Regions from separate parts of the Homo sapiens genome. Here region 1 is linked to region 2. A link is a loop called in an ENCODE intact Hi-C map of the cell type or tissue named here. Cell type or tissue: ovary. All regions are shown on one strand. Each heading gives the region's core, and the rest is flanking DNA. Links, peaks and the distances in the headings are about the cores only.

The links. Peaks named below come from ENCODE experiments on the same cell type or tissue, not always from the same donor. Only the 100,000 strongest peaks of a DNase experiment are listed, where the experiment ranks them.
Region 1: a loop joins it to region 2, with 2.7 times the contacts of the local background. A loop is called at or near these places in 5 of 110 quality-filtered maps.

Annotation. Positions count from the first base shown.
Region 1 is chr1:23,766,571-23,777,044 of GRCh38, forward strand. ELOA-AS1 (ELOA antisense RNA 1) reads right to left here. Exons shown (of 4, transcript NR_038280.1): 2 at 5,698-5,856; 3 at 5,541-5,596. Among named protein-coding and RNA genes, the nearest start is that of ELOA-AS1, 6.5 kb to the right of the region's middle. RefSeq lists a silencer at 6,269-6,563. In ovary, for the core only: a CTCF peak has its summit at 5,727 (motif pointing right); a DNase peak (open chromatin) is centred at 5,741.
Region 2 is chr1:24,013,699-24,024,172 of GRCh38, forward strand. LOC105376863 (a long non-coding RNA gene) reads left to right here. Exons shown (of 3, transcript XR_947072.3): 2 at 9,969-10,063. Among named protein-coding and RNA genes, the nearest start is that of SRSF10, 39 kb to the left of the region's middle. In ovary, for the core only: a CTCF peak has its summit at 5,396; DNase peaks (open chromatin) are centred at 5,293 and 6,643; H3K27ac peaks cover 3,809 bases.

The sequences.
Region 1 (10,474 bases), core at 1,161-9,160, 250 kb before region 2:
GTGAAAGAGCAAGACCCTGTCTCAAAAAAGAAAAAAGAAAAAAAAAAAAAAGGCCAGGCATGGTGGCTCATGCCTGTAATCCCAGCACTTTGGGAGGTCAAGGCAGATGAATCACCTGAGGCCAGGAGTTCGAGACCAGCCTGACCCACATGGAGAAACTCCGTCTTTACTAAAAATACAAAATTAGCTGGGCGTGGTGGTGCATGCCTGTAATCCCAGCTACTTGGGAGGCTGAGGCAGGAGAATCGCTTGAACCCAGGAGGTGGAGGTTGCGGTGAGCCGAAATTGTGCCACTGCACTCCAGTCTGGACAAGAGCAAAACTCCGTCTCAAAAAAAAAAAAAAAAAAAAAAGAGACATGGCCCTTGCCCTCATGAAGCTTTCATCTAGTAGGGAGACAGTTATCAAATAACTGCACAAATAATTCTTTTTTTTTTTTTTTTTTTTGAGACAAAGTCTTGCTCTATTGGCAGGCTGGAGTGCAGTGGCGCGATCTTGGCTCACTGCAACCTCCGCTTCCCGGATTCAAGCAATTCTCCTGCCTCAGGCTCCCGAGAAGCTGGGACTACGAGTGTGCGCCACCATGCCCAGCTAATTTCTGTATTTTTGGTAGACACGGGGTTTTACCATGTTGGCCAGGATGGTCTCGATCTCTTGACCTCGTGATCTGCCCGCCTCGGCCTCCCAAAGTGCTGGGATTACAGGCGTGAGCCACCGCGCCTGGCTTTTTTTTTTTTTTTTTTTTTTTTTTTTGAGACGGAGTCTCACTCTGTCACCAGGGCTGGAGTGCAGTGGCGCGATCTCCGCTCACTGCAAGCTCCACCTCCCGGTTCACGCCATTCTCCTGCCTCAGCCTCCCGAGTAGTTGGGACTACAGGCTCTCGCCACCACGCTCGGCTAATTTTTTGTATTTTTAGTAGAGACGGAGTTTCACCGTGTTAGCCAGGATGGTCTTGATCTCCTGACCTCGTGATCCACCCACCTCGGCCTCCAAGAGTGCTGGGATTACAGGCGTGAGCCACGGCGCCCGGCCACAAATAATTCTTTAAAGTACAGGTTTCTGGGCCCTACTGAAGAAATATGGTTGAATAGGTCAAAGGTAGGATCTGGAAACAGGTACGCTTTTGTAGGCTTCCCCCAATGAACTCGATGAGCGGCCTGGTTTGGGAATGTCTAGTGTAGTGGAAAAAGCATGCATGACCTTTGGGATGAGACCCAGGTTCAAATCCTGCCTCCACCACTCCCACACCTCTCTGAGCCTCAGTTTCCTCATTGGTAAAATGGGAATTATGACACTCTGCAGGAATTCTTATAAGGATTCAATGACAGAAGGGGAGCCACATTTTAGTGTCCCTCCTTCTTTCCCTCTAAATGTGGAATGAAAGAAAAAGGTTTTGTTTTTTACTGATGGGAATTCAAACTTCAGGGTCACAAGCTAAGAACTATTTTGAGGTCAACAAGTCCTTCCTGATAAATGAAATCTTAGTGCCTGCTTCCTCAGAGTTAGTTTGACTTTTCTGTTTTGGGGCCCCATTCTAATTTTTTCGGGTCCCTTAAACTGCAGCTTCTAACAACCACTAAAAAGGAAGACCACCTAATTTCTTACGGCCACAAACTCAAATACCAGGGGTTTGGTATGTGACAGCAGGCTGTGATGGGAACAGAAAGAAAATGGAGCTATTCACACAGCTCCACTTTATTGCTTCCGGGTTGAAGACAGGGCCCAGTGTTGCCACCTCTTCTGGATTTAAAGAAAATGGCCGGCCAGGTGCGGTGGCTCATGCCTGTAATCCCAGAACTTTGGAGGTGAGGCAGGTGGATCACTTGAGGTCAGGAGTTTGTGACCAGCCTGCCAACATGGTGAAACTCCGTCTCTACCAAAATATACAAAAATTAGCCAGGTGTGGTGGCGTATGCCTGCAGTCCCAGCTACTTGGGAGGCTGAGGTGGGAAAATCTCTTGAACCTGGGAAGCAAAGTTTGCACTGAGTGACAAAGCTCCAGCCTGGGTGACAAAGTGAGACCCTGTCTCAAAAAAAAAAAAAAAAAAAAAAAGGAAAAAGGAATAGGCTCAGCAGTAGTTCTCAACTAGAGGTGACTTTGTTCCCAGTATGACACTTGGCAACATCTGGAGACATTTTGGTTGTCGCTGTTGTTGGGGAGCTATGGGCATCTAGTGGGCAGAGGCCACGGATGCTGCTATCCATGCTACAATGCACAAGACAGCGCCCCTCCCCCAACAAAGAATTATCTGGCCGAAAATGTAAATAGAGCCAAGGTTGAGAAGCCTTGGACATGGTTCTGTTGCAGCAACAACCCTCAAATCTCAGTGGCTTGCAACAACAGAGGTCTCACCGCCTGTCCATTGTGAGTCTGACAGGGATCTGCTTTATGTCATCCTCACTCAGGGGCCCAGGCTAAGGGAGGTGCCATTCCCATGCTTGTAAGATCTTCGAGGCAAGTAGAGAATATTAATATATTATTAACATTAATTATAATAATAAAAAATAATATTAATTACAATATTGATATAACTGTTAAGTTTTGTCTAGAAGTGACATCTATCATTGCCATCATATTGCATTGGCTGCACCTTAATTCATGGGGTCAAGGAAGCACAATCCATCCATGTTCCTGGATGCAGAGAATTGGGAATATTTGCTAACAGCATTAAAGATTCCAAAGGTTGGGTGCACCAAAACCTCAGAGATCACCACTAAAGAACTTATTCATGTAACCAAACACCACCTGTTCCCCCAAAACTTATTGGAAAAAACTAAAAATCCAGAGAAAAATGTATGCTGACCAAAAAAAACAAAAAAACCTCCAAAGGTAATCATGACAGCCTGGGCTCTAGGTAATCCACAAGGCTCAGAGAAGGGCAGCTAAGGGCACAGGCTGTGGAGTCAGACGTCAGACTTGGCTTCAAACCCCACACTTTCTAGCCATGTGGACTTGAGCATGTCACTTAATCTCTCAGTTTCTTTCTCTAAAAATGAGGAAAATAGGCTGGGCGTGGTGGCTCACACCTGTAATCCCAGCACTTTGGGAGGCCCAGGCAGGCGGATCACGAGGTCAGGAGCTCGAGACCAGCCTGGCCAATATGGTGAAACCCGGTATCTACTAAAAATACAAAAATTAGGCCAGACGTGGTGGCCCACGCTTGTAATCCCAGCACTTTGGGAGGTCAAGGAAGGCGGGTCACGAGGTCAGGAGTTCGAGACCAGCCTGACCATCATGGTGAAACCCTGTCTTTATTAAAAATACAAAAATTAGCCAGGTGTGGTGGTGTGAGCCTGTAATTCCAGTTACTCAGGAGGAAGAGGCAGGAGAATTGCTTGAACCTGGAAGGTGGAAGTCGCAGTGAGCCGAGATTACGCCACTGCACTCCAGCCTAGGTGACAGAGTGAGACTCCATCTCACAAAAAAAAAAAAAAAAAAAAAAGTCTGGGTGCTGTGGCTCACGCCTGTAATCCCAGCACTTTGGGAGGCCAAGGTGGGCGGATCACGAGGTCAGGAGATCAAGACCATCTCTACTAACCCTGTCTCTAATAAAAATACAAAAAATTAGCTGGGCGTGGTGGTGGGCACCTGTGGTCCCAGCTACTCGGGAGGCTGAGGCAGGAGAATGGCGTGAACCCGGGAGATGGAGCTTGCAGTGAGCCGAGATCATGCCACTGCACTCTAGCCTGGGCGACAGAGTGAGACTCTGTCTCAAAAAAAAAAAATTAATTAATTAAAATAATAATAATAATAATTAGCTGGGTATGGTGGTGTGCGCCTGTAGTCCCAGGTACTCAGGAGGCTGAAGCAGAAGAATCACTTGAACCCAGGAGGTGGAGGTTGCAGTGAGCTGAGATTGTGCCACTGCACTCAGCCTGGGTGACAGAGCGAGGCTCCATCTCAAAAAAAAAAAAAAAAAAAAAAACAAGGGAAAATAAATCAACCTTGCAGTGTTAAAATGCTTAGAACAGTGCCTGGCACACAGAAACAGCTCAGGACATGTTAGCCAGGATGATGATGATGATGGATTAGGCCAGGCGCCAATCACGGAGTGGGCATTTAGTAAACAGTTGTTGTTATAACCTAAGCTCTGAGGAAAATGACTTGTCCAAGGTAACACAGCTGGTAAGTGCAGCATGGTGGAGAAGAGCCTAAGCTCTGGGGTCTCAGCCTGGCACATCGTAAATCATAAATATTAAATAATATTTGGAGGAGGTTCAGTGTGGTTAAGAACATGGACTCAGGCCAGGCACGGTGGCTCACACCTGTAATCCTAGCACTTTGGGAGCCTGAGGCGGGCAGATCACGAGGTCAGGAGATCGAGACCATCCTGGCTGACACGGCGAAACCCCGTCTCTACTAAAAATAGAAAAAATTAGCCCGGCGTGGTGGCGGGTGCCTGTAGTCCCAGCTACTCTGGAGGCTGACGCAGGAGAATGGCGTGAACCCGGGAGGCGGAGCTTGCAGTGAGCTGAGATCGCGCCACTGCACTCCAGCCTGGGGGACAGAGCGAGACTCTGCCTCAAAAAAAAAAAAAAAAGAACATAGACTCGGTAGCTCACACCTATAATCCCAGCATTTTGGGAGGCTAACAGGGGCGCATCCTTTGATCCCAGGAGTTTGAGACCAGCCTCGGCAACATGGCAAAACTCCGTCTCTACAAAATATACAAAAATTAGCCAGGCATGGTGATGTGTGCCTGTAGTCCCAGCTACTCAAGAGGCTGAGGCAGGAGGATCACTTAAGCCTGGGGGTGTCAAGGCTGCAGTGAGCTGAGATCACGACACTGCACTCCAGTCTGCGTGGCAGAGCAAGACCTTGTCTCAAAAAATAAATAAATAAAAATAACATGAACTCCCGAGGCTGACTGCCGGGTTCAAATCCTAGCTCTACTACTGACCACCTGTATGAACTTGAGCAAGTAACTCAGCCTCTCTGTGCCCAGTTTTCTCATCTATAAAATGAAGCTAATAATAAAACACCTGCAATTAGGAAAATTAAAAAATAACATTAGTAAAGCCCTCGGGACCCATATGGTTGTTAGCTGCTACAGTATTACTATGCCCTCAGTTCGCCACAAAGAAGCATTCAAAAGTAACAGAAAATAATTAACAGTATCATTTCACCCACCCAATTGAGATAGGAGAGAAGAAAATGGATACAAATTCAGCAATCCTTGAGCTAAGAAAATGTTTACAGCCAGGGGTGGTCGCTCAGGCCTCTAGTCCCAGCAGTTAGGGAGGCTGAGGCCAGCAGATCACTTGAGTCCAGGATTTCGAGACCAGCCTAGGCAATGTGATGAAACTCCATCTCTACAAAAAATACAAAAATTACCTGGGCATGGTGGCATGCACCTGTAGTCCCAGCTACTCAGGAGGCTGAAGTGGGAGGACTGGTTGAGCCCAGGAGGCAGAAGTTGCAGTGAGCCAAGACTGTGCCACTGCACTCCAGCCTGGGTGGCAGAGTGAGACCCTATCTCCAAAAAAAAAAAAAAGTTTATAAATGGAGCAATGGGAAAAAACTTGGATGCTTTTCTTACCTGCCCCAGGGTAGTCCTAGAAATCAGTGAGAATTCCCATTTGTCCTCAGAGATTCCTGCAACATAGGAGTGCAAGAGAGGAGACAGTAAGCAGAGGCACAAGGCATTACTCCCAAATCACAGCTAAGCCACCCTGCAACCCTGGCCGGCTCCTTACAAACCCAGCTCCCTTAGCAACTGCAGTTTCCCATCCAACCAGACGAGGGCGCCGAGCTGACAGTCTTGCTGCTGGCAATAGTGATAGCCGCTGTGAAAGCACAGTAGATGCTCGTCCACTTGTCGAGGAGAATGCTGAATTCTTACCACTTTTGCACCACTGTAAAGTCACAAAGTCATAAGTCGAACCACCATAAACTGGGGATTATCCGCAGTCCCCCCTTATCTGTGGGCGATATGTTCCAAGACCCTCAGGGGATGACTGAAATAGTACTGAACGCTATATATACAGTACTATGCTTTTTTCTATACATACATACCTATGATTACATTTAATTTATAAATTAGGCACGATGAGATTAAACAACTAATAATAAAATGGAACAATTATAGCAATATGATGTAATACAGTTATCAGGCACTGTGCTCATAACTTTTGCAGTTTCATGTGTGGCAGCAAAACTAGCAGGTATTTCTTTTTCCTTCTTCATAATTTCACAGATAGAAGATTCGTTCTTACTACAGATCTTAGCGACCTCAGCACACTTTATTTTTTCTTTCCTTATTATAACTTTTACCTTTTCATTTAAAGAAAGAACTTTATGGCTTCTCTTTGCCATATCCAAATTGCTAGCATGACTACTCTTGCACTTTGGGGCCATTATTAAGTCAAATAAGGGTGACTTGAACACAAGCATTGCAATATCACGGCAGTCGATCCGATAACGAACAGGGCACTTACTTAGTAAGTGACTAACGAACAGGGAGTGTATACAGCGTGGAGGCACTAGACAAAGGGACGATTCAGGTTCCCCAGGTGGACAGAGCGGGACAGCACAAGACTTCATCACGCTACTCAGGACAGCATGCAATTTAAAATTTACAGATGGTTTATTTCTGAAAATTTCCATTTAATATTTTTGGACAGTGGTTGACTGCATGTAACTGAAACCACAGAAAGCAAAACCGAGTCAGGGGCAGGGGAGGGGGGCGGCTACAGTAATAGCCTTTCCCTGTGGACCAGATGTTATACCAAACACTTTCATGTGTTATTTCACATTACTGTCATAGCACTCCACAACATAGGTACTGTTATGATTCCCATTTTATGTAAGACAAATCTGAGGCCTAGAAAAATAAATAAATAAAAAGAAAAAAGAAAAAAATCTGAGACCTAGAGAGGTTAAGCAATTTGCCTAGCAGGCCAAACCTAATATTTGCAGGACAGGAGCAAGAATACAGCTGAATGCATACTTAAAAAGTTATAAATGACCCTAATGAACTATTAAATAAAAGACAATCTATTCTGCTATGTCAATAAATAAACCTTCACAATGACCTGGAAGACCACATTCACATTTTTGGGCCTCTCAGAGTTCTGTACTAGAAGGTGGTGAGAGGCAGAGAACAGGACCCTAGCCCTGCCCCATTCTCTCCATATCTCTAAATCTGTGTGCCTGGAAGGGCCTTGTGTCCACGCATGCAGAGGTCCTAACCTGTGTGCTCACACTTTGTTCTAGGGGTTCTAAATTGAAAAGGTCCCTCAGGTATCCAGCACAATGAATGACAAAAGAGACCAAAGCACAACAAAAATCATCACATTCTAGAATACCAAGAGAAGATCTTAAAAGCTTCCAGAAAACGGGGTGGGGTGGGGGGAAAACCCATAAAAAGAATCAGGATTCAGAACAGCATTGTATTTATCAAAGCCAGAAGAAAACCAGAGCAATTTCTTCACAATTATGAAAGAATTCTATCCACAGCCAAACTACTAATTAAGTACAGTAGAATAAAGCCATTTTCAGTGCCACTTAACATGTATGGCAGCATGGTAGCCAGCCACTAAGGTGGCCTCTAATGATTTCTACCTCCTGGTATCTGCACTCTTATGAAGTTCCCGCACACACTGAATATGGCTGACCTGTGAAACCATGGGATGTTGCAAAATTGACAATATGGGACTTCTGTGGCTAGGTCATAAAAGACATTGGTGGTTTCTACCTTGCCCTTAGATCACTTGTTCTGCTGAAAACCAGCTGCTGTATCATGAGGACACTCAAACAGTACTATTGAGAGGTCCATGTGTTAAGGAACTGGGGCCTCCTGCCAAGAGCCTGCACAAACTTGCCAGCCGGGGCTTCTCCAGCCCTGGCCAAGCCTTCATATGATTTCAGGCTCATGAGAGACCCCAAGCCAGAACCACCCAGCTAGGACGCTCTCAAATTCCTAACTCACAGAAACTGTGAGATGATAAATGTTAATTGTTGTTTTGAGGAGAGAGGCCATTTCTCTTACTGTCTCTGAAGAGAAGGAAGAAGTAAAAGCTGAAAAACAACAGGAATGAAGTCAGTGGCAAGACCAACTGATGCCACTTACCAGGCCTGAGGTTAAAGATTAACGCCCCCACCCTAACCACATGTGTTACCTATAGATCACTTGCTCAATCTATCACAACCCTTTCACGTGGACCCCCTTAGAGTTATAAGCCCTTAAAAGGGCCAGGAACTTTTTCTTTGGAGAGCTTGGTTCTTGAGACACAACTCTGCCAACGCTCCTGGCCGAATAAAGTCTCTTCCTTCTTTAACCTGGTGTCTGACAGGTTTTATCTGCAGCTTGTCCTGCTACAGTTTTAAGCCATTAAGTTTGGGAATAATTTGTTACACAACAAAAGACAACTAATACAGACCTACTGGGAGGGGAGGAGCCACAGTATTTTGCAGTTCTTCCAATCAGGAGGTGAAGTCTACAGTCTAGCTCTCCACTCTAGAATTTGGATTTGGCTGATGGGTCATTATAGAAAGATTATAGATGTAAGGCTTAAAAAGTGCTTGTGCTGGCAGGGCGCAGTGGCTCATGCCTGTAATCCTAGCACTTTGGGAGGCCGAGGTGGGCAGATCACCTGAGGTCAGAAGTTTGAGACCAGCCTGCCCAACATGGTGAAACCCCATCTCTACTAAAAATACAAAAATTAGCCAGGCGTGGTGGCAGGCGCCTGTAATCCCAGCTACTCGGAAGGCTGAGGCAGGAGAATCGCTTGAACCCGGGAGGGGGAGGTTGCAGTGAGCGGAGATTGTGCCACTGCACTCCAGCTTAGGTGACAGAGCAAGACTCCATCTCAAAAAAAAAAAAAAAAAAAAAAGTGCTTGTGCAATTGAGTCTTGCCCTCTCTTGCTCCTGGGAACTCTGCAATTATCACCATGTAATTTAGCTAGGCTTGTCTGCTGGAGACACGTGGTCCCATCATCCCAGCTAACAGCCAGCATCAAGCAGACGAGAGTGAGACCATCCCAAACTTTCCAGCCCAAGCTGAACTGGCCCAGAAAAGCTAATCCACAGGATCATGCGAATTAATCAATGTTTGTTGTTTAAAGCTATCAAAGTTTTAGGGTAATCTGTTACACAGCATAAGCTAATTGATACAGCATATTTACTTTGTGTGCACCTCCCGCCTCAACCTCCCCACCCTAACCAGGAAACTACTGATGTGTTACAAGAACACTACAGGATGTGTTCAAAGCCTGGTTACCTCCTAACTTTACCTAGTCTCAGACAAGTTAGTTTGCCTCTTTCAGCCTCAGTTTTCCTCATCTTCAAATTGGAGATAACAGTAGGTAATAGCACCTAGCTCTCTTTTTTTTTTTTTTGAGATGGAGTCTCGCTCTGTCGCTCAGGCTGGAGTGCAGTGGCACAATCTCGGCTCACTGCAACCTCTGCCTCCTGGGTTCAAGCGATTCTCCTGCCTCAGCCTCCCGAGTAGCTGGGATTACAGGCACACGCTACGATGCCTGGCTAATTTTTCTATTTTTAGTAGAGACGGGGTTTCACCATGCTGGCCAGGCTGGTCTCAAACTCCTGACCTCAAGTGATCTACCCGCCTCGGCCTCCCAAAGTGTTACAGGTGTGAGCCACCACACCTGGCTGTACCTAGCTCTTAAAGTTCATGTGACAATTAATTGAGATGAACTACATAATGTGCTTAGCACACAGTGCTCAAATAAATCATTAATGAAGGCAACAGGAAAAAGCCAAAATGAGTAGATCTCCGGGGTAAGGCCTGAGTTGGTTCTTCAAAAGGACACTCTTACCAAAGAAAGGCTACCAAGTATATCAGTCAAGTAAACATTTACTGTTTGCCACATTCCAGGTCCCTTACCTGAAACTGTGACCTAAAAGCAGGAATAATTCACGGCACTGAGCTATTTTGAAACAGAACCAAGCTTGCTTATTGCACAAGTAACTAAAATAGGACATCAAAATATTTTTCTTGTTTTTATTTTTTTGAGACAGTCTTGCTCTGACACCCAGGTTGGAGTGCAGTGGTATGATTACAGCTCACTACAGCCTCACCCTCCCAGGCTCAGGAGATCCTTCCACTTCAGCCTCCCAAATAGCTGGGACCACAGGCATGAGCCACCATGCTGGGCTAATATTTTTAATTATTTTTGTAAAGATGGGGTCTCCCTATGTTGCCCAGGCTAGTCTCAAACTCCTGGGCTCAAGTGATCCTCCCACCTTGGCCTCCCAAAAGTGCTGAGATTACAGGCATGAGGCACTGCATGTGGCCCAGAAAATATTTCTGAATGGAACTTGAAAAAATGGATATTTTGGTCTATACTTCACCAGCCCCACTGAGCACTCCAGAGCCAGATGTGAAGGGAAGAGGGTAGCCAGGGTATCCCATAACTCTCTTTCTGTATCCTGTCTTTTCCCCACCAGGGAGTAGGAAAACATTCTATCCTGAAAACAAGATTATTTCACCTCTAAACAGTGACTTTTAA
Region 2 (10,474 bases), core at 1,617-9,616:
AGCCACCATGCCCAGCCCTGCCACCTTGACCTTGAACTTCTCAGACTCCAGAACTGTGAGAAAAAATTTCTGTTGTTTATAAGCCACCCAGTCTGTGGCATTTTGTTACGGTAGCCCCAATAATCTAAGACAGTAATAATGGAGTAGGGTGGGTCATTAATCCAATGATTGTTGTCCTTATCAAAAGACAACTTGAAGACACAGACAGAGAATGCCCCATGTGATGACCCAGGCAGAAAGTGGCATGAGATGGCTAAGAAGAGGGGAGGAAGGATTCCACCTGGAGTCTCGAGGGGGCGGAGGCCCTCTGACACTTTGATTTTGGCTGTCTAGCCTCTAGAACTGTGAGAGAATACATTTCTGCTGTTTTCAGCCCCCTAGTGTGTGGCACTTTGTTCCTGAAGCCCTAGTGCATCCTCTCCTCCATCCACTCTCCACCCCAGGTCACCAGGCTCTGATTTTGCCGCAAGAGCCTCTAAACTGGTCTCTGAGCTTCCAGTGGAGTTTCCTTTCCATTTATGCTCCATACAACAGCCTGGATGAGTTTTCTAAAGCTCAAATTACTCACCTGTTCACACACCTTTCAGTGGCTTCCCAGGACGCTAGATATAACTTCTGAATTCCCTTACCTGATACAAAAGGCCCTATGTGCCTTCCCAGCATCAACTTGTACCAGACTTTTTTTGTTGCTCTCAATGATTGCAACTCCCCCATTGCTCCTACTGTCTGACCGCTGGGCTTTTTTTTTTTTTTTAATGAGATGGAGCCTGGCTCTGTCGCCTAGGCTGGAGTGCAGTGGCGTGATCTCGGCTCACTGCAACCTCTGACTTCAGGGTTCAAGAGATTCTCCTGCCTCAGCTTCCCGAGTAGCTAGGACCACAGGTGCCCGCCACCACACTCAGCTAATTTTTGTATTTTTATTAGAGACGGGGTTTCACCATGTTGGCCAGGCTGGTCTCGAATTTCTGGACTCAAGTGATCTGCCCGCCTCGGCCTCCCAAAGTGCTGGGAATACAGGCATGAGCCATCACACCTGGCTGGACCTCTGGGCTTTGATTCCCATTCGATGTCCCTTCTCCCAAGAAGCCTCCTCCTAACAGTTAGTGCCCCTGCTATATGCTCTCTTCAAGCCCAGTTCTTACCCCATCAGAACACAGACTCCATTTATTATGATGCACACTTGCCTGTCTGTCTGCCTCCTGAATCTGTAAATTCCTCAAGGGCAGGGCAGTGTTTTCTTTAGCACTGAAACATTAGTGACCAACAGTGACTGTCCCATTTCAGGTGGTCAATTCATTGGATTTAGGGGAACAGACGGCTGACTCCTCTTACTATCTTTTTCTCCATGAGTTTCATATTTTGAAAGATTTTAGGCATTAAACACAGTTTATTAATTAAGTTAACCTTTGTGGACTTACGAGAGGATTAATGCATGGTTTTCTTTTTTCTTTTTAAAATATCGAAAACAGCTTGAAGAACCTCCAACCTGTTTTCTTTTTTGGGAAATAACTTATCACCCGGTGATCCTAGGTTTTGAATGTAGCCAATTCCCCTAGGTAAAGAAACTGAGGCCGAGAGAGGTGAAATGACTTGTCTAAGGTTTACAGTGTGTTAATAATGACACCAGGCTAAAACTCAAGTTTCCTGACTTCAAATCCAGGATTCTTTCTGCTGTTTTATAATAGACAGGGCTTCAGGAGACCTGGTATAGCCAGTTATGTGCTGGTAAATGTTTAACAACTGGCTCCATAGGAGGGAAAAAAAAGATCTTGATTTATAGCATTTGTCGATTTCTGTGGTGTAAATAACTCTACCTTGTCTAATTTCAAGCTACCTGAAGTAACTCAACATAAGGGTTGATTCAAGCAGACTCCAGCACACTGCTTAGATATAGCCCTTGATTTTAGACTTTGCAGGTTTCTGTTCTGGAGAAACTTCCATACCCTCTTTCTTTTTTTTTTTTAATTTTTAAAATTAAATTTTATTTATATTAATTTTATTTTTATTAAATAAAATTTATATTTTATTATATATAATTTATATGCTATTTTATTTATATTATATTAATTTTATTTATATTAAATTTATAAGGCATTATTCCTTAATCTTTTTATATGTTCTAGAAGAGTTTAAGCTACCTTAAATTCATATATCCTCTTTCTTAAAAATTTGTAGTGCTTGGAGACTCCCATCCCCCAGATACTGGCTGTTGCCAGAACATGCGAAACTCTTGCAGTCAGATGATGCAAAAGGCTATAAATAAAAATAAAGGATCCCAAAGGAATGACCTGCTGAAAATATGACAAGATGGAAAACTCATATAAGTAGAGAGTGCTGTTCATGGTCATGTGTTAGAACCAAAAGCCAGCGATGAACTCTGGAAAGATGAGTTAATGGAATACGAGTCCCTAAAGCATTTAGGCTGGGAGGAAGTGCCACCTCCTCTCCGTAGCTTTTCTGATTTATCTCAGGAAGAAATAATTCCTCCTTCCTTAGTAGATCCCAAATACTTACACCTCAGTTGCTTTTTTTATTTTTAGAATTGCATTGCATCTAGAATGTATTTTACAGAATACATCCAAACTCCTTAGTTTGGCAGAGAGGCCTTTTATTAAATGAATTTTCAAAGAGGTGGGTGGGACAACAGGAAGAACACAAGCTTCGGAGCTTGATTGATTCTGGGTTCAACTCCTGCTGCACTGCTTACTGCTGTGATACTTCAGGCCAGTTTCCTAACCTAGGCCTCGGTTCTTCATTCCTTTTTTCTTTTTTTTTTTTGAGACAGAGTCTTGCTCTGTTGCCCAGGCTGGAGTGCAGTGGCACAATCTTGGCTTACTGCAACCTCTGTCTCCCAGGTTCAAGCAATTCTCCTGCCTCAGCCTCCCAAGTAGCTGGGATTACAGGCGCCTGCCACCACGCCTGGCTAATTTTTTTGTATTTTTACTAGAGATGGGGTTTCACCATGTTGGCCGGGCTGGTTTTGAACTCCTGACCTCAAGTAATCCACCCGCTTCGGCCTCCCAAAGTGCTAGGATTACAGGTGTGAGCTACCGCACCTGTCCAGTTTCTTCATTCTTAAATACCTTCCTTATAAGGTTGACACAGACGGAAATGACAGAAGACATGTCAGGTGCCTAATACACCACCTGTTATGTGTTAAGGATGCAAGAAATGATCTGTTCTTTCTGTTTACTGGTGAAACATTTCCTGCTTGTTCAAATCTTTATATTTTTGGAGATGTGCTTTCCTATTAATGAGTTAGTTTATTTACACAGACTCCTAACAAATATTTAGAGCAAAATTCTCTGTGGACTGAATCTCTGATTCTGCTGTCTTTAATGTCTAGTGGTTTTATTTGTTTGTTTTTTTGAGACAGGGTCTTGCTCTGTCGCCCAGGCTGGAGTGCAATGGTGCCATCGTGGCTCACCGCAACCTCTGCCTCCTGGGTTCAAGTGATTCTCCTGCCTCAGCCTTCCGGGGAGCTGGGATTTCAGGTGCCCACCACCATGCCTGGCTAATTTTTGTATTTTTAGTAGAAATGGGGTTTCATCATGTTGGCCAGGCTGGTCTCGAACTCCTGACCTCAAGTGATCCGCCTGCCTCAGCCTCCCAAAGTGCTGGGATTACAGGTGTGAGCCACCGCACCTAGCTTAATGTCTAGTGGTTTTGCAGGACGAGGACACAGATAAATTCTTGGGCTCAGGGGTCAGGTATACCCCTTCCCAGGCAGAAAGTAAGATACCATGAAAATTGTTCTTAAATGTGATCTAAGTACTACAGGAAGGTGATGAGGGGACCTCACCAAATGCAGGATGTAACCAGAAGTGACACTGGTACCCCTGCTAAGGACTGGGCACTAATGCCATAGCATCTCCTTCAACCCTCACATTAACCCTATGGTGGTAGAATGACTCCTATTTTGCTAATGACAAAACTACATGCATTTACTCAACAATCTTCCTTGTGCACCTACTACATGCCAGGTATTTTCTAGGTGCTGGAGGTAGAGCATGGGCAAAAGGGACAAAAATCCCTGTCCCTGTGGAAGTGACATTAACAAGGTAATAAATAAGTTAAGGAAGTAAAATATAGAGCATGTCAGGTGGTGCTAAGAGCATGGAGAAAAATAAAGAAGAGTAGGAGCGTGGGGGATGCGTGAGGCTGCAATTTGATTTCTTTCTGGTTTTTTTTTTTTTTTTTTTTTTTTTTTTTGAGACAGAGTCTTGCTCTGTCACCCAGGCTGGAGTGCAGTGGCATGATCTCGGCTCACTGCAACCTTAGCCTCCCAGGTTCAAGCAATTCTCCTGCTCAGCTTCCCAAGTAGCTAGGATTACAGGCATGCACCACCATGCTCGGCTAACTTTTGTACTTTTAGTAGAGACGGGGTTTCACCATGTTGGTCAGGCTGGTCTTGAACTCCTGACCTCAAGCAATCCACCCGCCTTGGCCTCCTAAAGTGCTGGGATTACAGGCGTGAGCCACTGTGCCCAGCCTGCAATTTGATTTAAAGTGACTAGGGCGGCTGGGCAAGGTGGCTCATGCCTGTAATCCCAGCACTTTGGGAGGCCAAGGCAGGTGGATCATCTGAGGTCAGGAGTTCAAAATCAGCCTGGCCAACATGGTGAAACTCCACCTCTACTAAAAATACAAAATTAGCTGGGCATGGTGGCACATGCCTGTAATCCTAGCTACTTGGGAGGCTGAGGCAGGAGAATCGCTTGAACCTTGGAGGTGGAGGTTGCAGTGAGCCGAGATCGTGCCATTGCACTCCAGCCTGGGCGACAGAGCGAGACTCCATCTCAAGAAAAATAAATAAATAAATAAATAGAATAAATACATAAATAATTAAAGTAACCAGGAAATGTCTCATGGAGATGACCTTGGAACAAAGACATGGAGAAGGCAAGGGAGGTGGCCACGAGGATAACTTGTTCAGAAACTGACCTGGGGTTCCCAGGAATTGACAGGGCGGGTACTGGAATCTCTGTCTGGCTCTAAGGCCAGTGCTCTCCTTTCAACAAGGCTCTTTTTCAAGAAGCAGTGTCGCTGTCGTCCAAGCAGGCTGTGTGCGTGTGATGCTGTGTGCGCGCACATATGTGCTATTTAGGAATGTGTTATATTTCCATGGGTAGACCCTGTGGGGACCCAAGCTTCCCTACTGACATCTTCCAGAGGCTGAGGCCTCACATTGTTGGTTTTCATGGAAACTTGGCAACTTTCTAGTTATCCCGCCCTGAGCCCTGCACCACATTCCAATGGTTTTATTTGTGTGCCTTGGAGCTGTGCCAGGGCTGGGCCTGGGACAGGTTGCCATGGCGACCTCCCCACTCTTTCCAGATAAGAATTTCTCAAGGATGTTGACGTTGGGCCTGAAATAGTTCTACCCTGCTCTCAGCCCGTAGGAGGATGAACTTTGGCATGGAGAACTGAGTTAGGAAACCTACTCATTCCCTCAGTCTTTCAATTTGTGTACACTGAATCCTGGGTAAGAAAGACTTCTCGGGAGGGTACTCCAGGGCCCCCCAGCTTTAGGATTGAGGATGGCTTTGCTTAGGTACTAGAAGAGCTTCTTTCAGTTTTTCCATTCCAGTTGTTATATTCAGTGCTTGCCTTTGAGAGCCCTGCTAACATAAGATATTTTTTTTTCTTTTTTTTTCGAGATGGAGTCTCGCTCTTGTCATCCAGGCCGGAGTTCAGTGGTGCGATCTCAGCTCACTGCAACCTCTGCCTCCGAGGTTCAAGTGATTCTCCTTCCTCAGCCTCCCGAGTAGTTGGGATTACAGGTGCCCGCCACCATGCCCAGCTCATTTTTGTATTTTTTTAGTAGAGATGGGGTTTCACCATGAGAGCCAGGCTGGTCTCGAACTCCTGACCTCAAGTGATCTGCCCGCCTCAGCACCCCAAAGTGCTGGGATTATAGGTGTGAGCCACTGTGTCCAGCTTTTTTTTTTTTTTTTGAGATGAAGTCTTGTTGTGTGGCCCAGGCTGGAGTGCAGTGGTACAATCTTGGCTCGCTGCAACCTCTGCCTCCTGGGTTCAAGCAGTTCTTGTGTCTCAGCCTCCCTTGTGGCTGGGATGATAGGCATGTGCCACCACGCCCAGCTAATTTTTGTATTTTTAATAGAGACGGGGTTTCACCATGTTGCCGAGGCTGGTCTTGAACTCCTGGACTCAAACAATCCTCCTGCCTTGGCTTCCCAAAGTGTTGGGATTACAGGTGTGAGCCACTGCACCTGTCCTGAAAGAACAACTGTCACTGGGAATTTGCTTTCAGAAAGAAAAAATGTCAGTGTTCATGCCTTTAACTCAAAATAATTCTTAAGCCAAAATAGCATATTTTGGGGTGGCGTATTCTTCCGCCCTTCACTTTTTTTCCCAGTAAATATTATTTTGAGTGAATAAAGTGACTCATCCAAAAATTCTTTTTTTTTTTTGATGACTTGTCCAAATTCACTGCATCAGTTATCTATTTCTGTATAACAAAACACTCTTGGATTTAGTGGCTTATGACAACACTGTCTTATTTGTTTATGATTCTGTGGGTCAGCTATTTGAGGTGGGATGGATGGTTCTTCTCCTGGTCTTGGCCGAGACCACTTGCAACTGCAGTCGGCTGGGGGTTTGGCTGGGAGCTGGTTGATCTGGGGCCTCAGCCAGGGTATGTTTTTGCTCCTTGTGGTCTTACGTCCAACAGGCTAGTGTCCTGGGCTTCTTTCTGAGAAAGTGAGGCTGAGGGCCTCTTCAGGGGCAGATCCTGAAGCAGTTCTAGGGGTCTTCTCTAAAGAAAATAAAAGCCATTAATATGAAATTAGGTCCAGAGCCTTGGAAGAGGCCGGTGCAAGTAAAGGGCCCAAAGCTTGAGCTGCAGGAGCCTCCCAGAACATCCGCCTTTGGTCTTCTCTGCTCTTGGATCCTCAGTGAGACTTGATGGGGTCTGACATCATTCTTACCCTTGAGAATGGGCCAGGGAACTAGCATGACATGGAACAGGGCCTCTTCTCAGTGACACACCTAAGAACCCTCTCCCTCCTCCCCAACTTGCCCCTCTCCTCTCAATCTTGAAGCTGCTATTGCTGTACTTCATCACGCTGAATTTATTGAGACACAAACTTTTATCAGGCTTTAGATTTTATTTTATTTTATTTTTTTTGAGATGGATCCTCACTCTGTCACCCAGGCTGGAGTCCATCTTGGCTTACTGCAACCTCCACCTCCCGGGTTCAAGCAATTCTCCCACCTCAGCCTCCCGAGTAGCTGGAATTTCAGGCGAGTGACACCACATCTGGTTAATTTTTGTATTTTTAGTAGAGATGGGGTTTCACAATGTTGGCCAGGATGGTCTGGAATTCCTGACCTCAGGTGATCCGCTCGCCTCGGCCTCCCAAAGTGCTGGGATTACAGGCATGAGCCACTGGACCCCGCCAGATTTTATTTTATTTTATGAGTCAGGATCTCAATGTGTCGCCGTTGGAGTGCAGTGGCGCGATCATGGCTCATGCAGCCTCAAACTCTCCATCTCAAGTGATCCTCCAACTTCAGCCTCCTAAATAGCTAGGACTGTAGGTACTCCACAAATGCCTGGTGAATTTTTGTTTACTTTTTGTAGAAACAGAGTCTCACTATATTGCCCGGGCTGGTCTCAAAACTCCTGGATTTAAGTGATCCTCTCCTTGGCTTCCCAAAGCTCTGGGATTACAGATGTGAGCCACTGCCCCTGGCCTAGGCTTTAGATTTAAAAATTCAACTCCTGCCCCTATTTCCCCCCACAAATATGCTCTCTGGCATAAATTTCAAAGGTCTATTTGAAACTCAAAAGCTAAGAATGGACTCTTTGTTCTGCTGTATCCCCCATCACTTCCTGAGGGAATGAGCTTCAAATGTCCTACCTGCTTCCCAAATGGGCGGAAAGATTCAGGAACAAAGCCCACATTAGATAACAGTATAAAATAGCTTCCGGCTGCATGGTTAGAACTGTTTATTTACACAGGTTTAGGAGCACCAGGTGAAAAATGTGAGCTTTGCCCTCACTTGGGGTTCAAATTTACCTGGGCATGTTTGGTGGGGGATGGAACCACACCGTAGGTGCAATTGTGTTCCAGAGAGAGAGGCGACAATGGAGAAGAAGGAATACACCATGCTAGGCTCAGACGTGGGGCCTTGGGTGGGATGTAGGCAGTGGCTCTTTGCACGGGGTGTGGCTATAACTGGGACCTCCAGGTGGTGGCTCATGGTTGCACTGGGGAAGTAAACTAATCTAGGCATAAAAGTTGATGAAGCTGTAGCACCAGGAGTCCAAGCTGTGAAGGAAGTTGAGTCCTTCCTCCGCCAGCAGCAGACTGTGAGCTGCAGAGTCAAATATGTAAGTAGCAATTATTGGTGAGGCTGTTGGCAGCTCATGGACAAGAACAGAGGTTGTTGGCAGGCAGGCAAATAGCAAGGGCAAGGTCAGTGGCCCTGGTTGGGTTCTGGGTCTGGTGTGATGGTAGTGAGAACTGCAAGAACTCTTTTCACCTAATGACTCCAAACTCCTGTGCTAAGAGATTTGACCAGCCCTAGCATGGCTTCTAGCAGCCTAAGGTGGCATCTCTGGGACCATCCAGCCCCCTTTTAAGTTCCTGTCTGTAAAATCTCCGGGCTGTCAAAAGAATTAACTGTTTGTTGCAGCCAGCACCTAACATAGACCCCTGACCTCCCTTTTGCAAAGCATTCATGCAAAGGGCTTCCTATTGAGACTCCTTCCTCTGCCCCTTTGAGATGTGTGTCTATCTCCTACAACTTACCTTTCTCAAAGACCTGAAAGCCATTCCTTTGAAATGTGATTATCAGGAGGGCCTCTGTCTCCCAGTCTCTGTGGGAGGACAGAATCCCGACCTTGTTGATCACCAGCTAGCAGACACAGCTGGCCGACTGCATTTTCACTTGATCATTTTTCCCTTTAGTCCCTGCTTGCCTCCACCCACTCCCACTCCCACTCCCACTCCCATTCTCCCTTTAAAATGCTGTCACCTCTGGGTAAACCAGAAGAGAGCTCAGCTCCTTTCCCTACTGCCCCTCATTACTGCATATAATCTGTTTTCACTGCTTTAACTAGTGTCTGGCTTGTTTTTCTTTGACAGTTGCTCAGGGGTTAGAAATGGCCCTCCTGGGCAACTCAAAGCTGCAGCATGCATGAGGGGTGAATCAGAGGAGAACTGGTATCCAATCAGGTGATGGTGACAGGGTGGAGCGGTGACCTATGAGCAGGAGTGGTCTGGCCAGCATTGAGGATATATTAGGGACCACAACTGGGGCACATGGTGGTTTTTGTCCAAGAGAGACAGCCAAGTGTACAGCCTGAAGCAAATTGATGTGGGCAGAGAGCATGGGAGTCACCTCCCCGAGTAGTCCTGCAGACATACAAGGGGGGCAGGAGACCCAGAAAGGAGGCATCCTGCTCATTTGGCATCCTGCTCTTTTTTTTTTCTTTTTTTGAGATAGAGTTTCACCTTGTAGCCCAGGCTGGAGTGCAATGGTGTGATCTCAGCTCACTGCAACCTCAGCCTCCTGGGTTCAAGTGATTCTCCTGCCTCAGCCTCCCAAGTAGCTGGGCTCATAGACATGCGCCACCACACCTGCTTAATTTTGTGTTTTTAGTAGTGATGGGGTTTCACCATGTTGGTCAGGCTGGTCTTGAATTCCTGACCTCAGGTGATCTGCCCGCCTCGGCCTCCCAAAGTGCTGGGATTACAGGCATGAGCCACCACGCCTGGCCTCATCCTGCCCTTTTACATGTCAGCTGTTGAGTCCACAGTCTTTCTGTCAATCAGAACTTATTTGTGTACATAAACCACAGATAAAACTCTCTGTGTACTATCGTGGCAATGCTTGGAGATCCCTGTTCACCCAAGAATCTCTTTATTGGGACCATTTATCACAGTCATTATCATTGACCACGTGAATGAGATAATTATTTTGTCTTCTTCCTGCAGGATGGAAAGTTTCCTTTTGAGAGGAGAAAAAAATGGTGAAAAGAAAATTCTAGCAAATAAAAAATGATTTGCAAGGCTTCTCCTGTACTTGCTAAGTAAGTAAGGGGGCTCTTTGGATGACCTCAGACTTTTGGGAAATTGAGAAAGCATATTCCACAGCAGCAGTCCCATGTGGGGGTAGGAGTGGGGTGGCAGAGGGGCAGGGAAGAGAGCTAGAAATGGGGCACGAGGCTGAGGACCCAGGACAGAAAAACTCTGCACCTGCCCCTTTAGTGACCAAGAGTGAATTTCAAACCTAGATTTTGAGTGACAGTAAATTTATATAAATATTTTGAGGCCGGGCACGGAGGCTCACGCCTGTAATCCCAGCACTTTGGGAGGCCGAGGTGGGTGGATCATGAGGTCAGGAGATGGAGACCATCCTGGCTAACACGGTGAAACCCCGTCTCTACTAAAAAATAGAAAAAATTAGCTGGGTGTGTTGGTGGGCACCTGTAGTCCCAGCT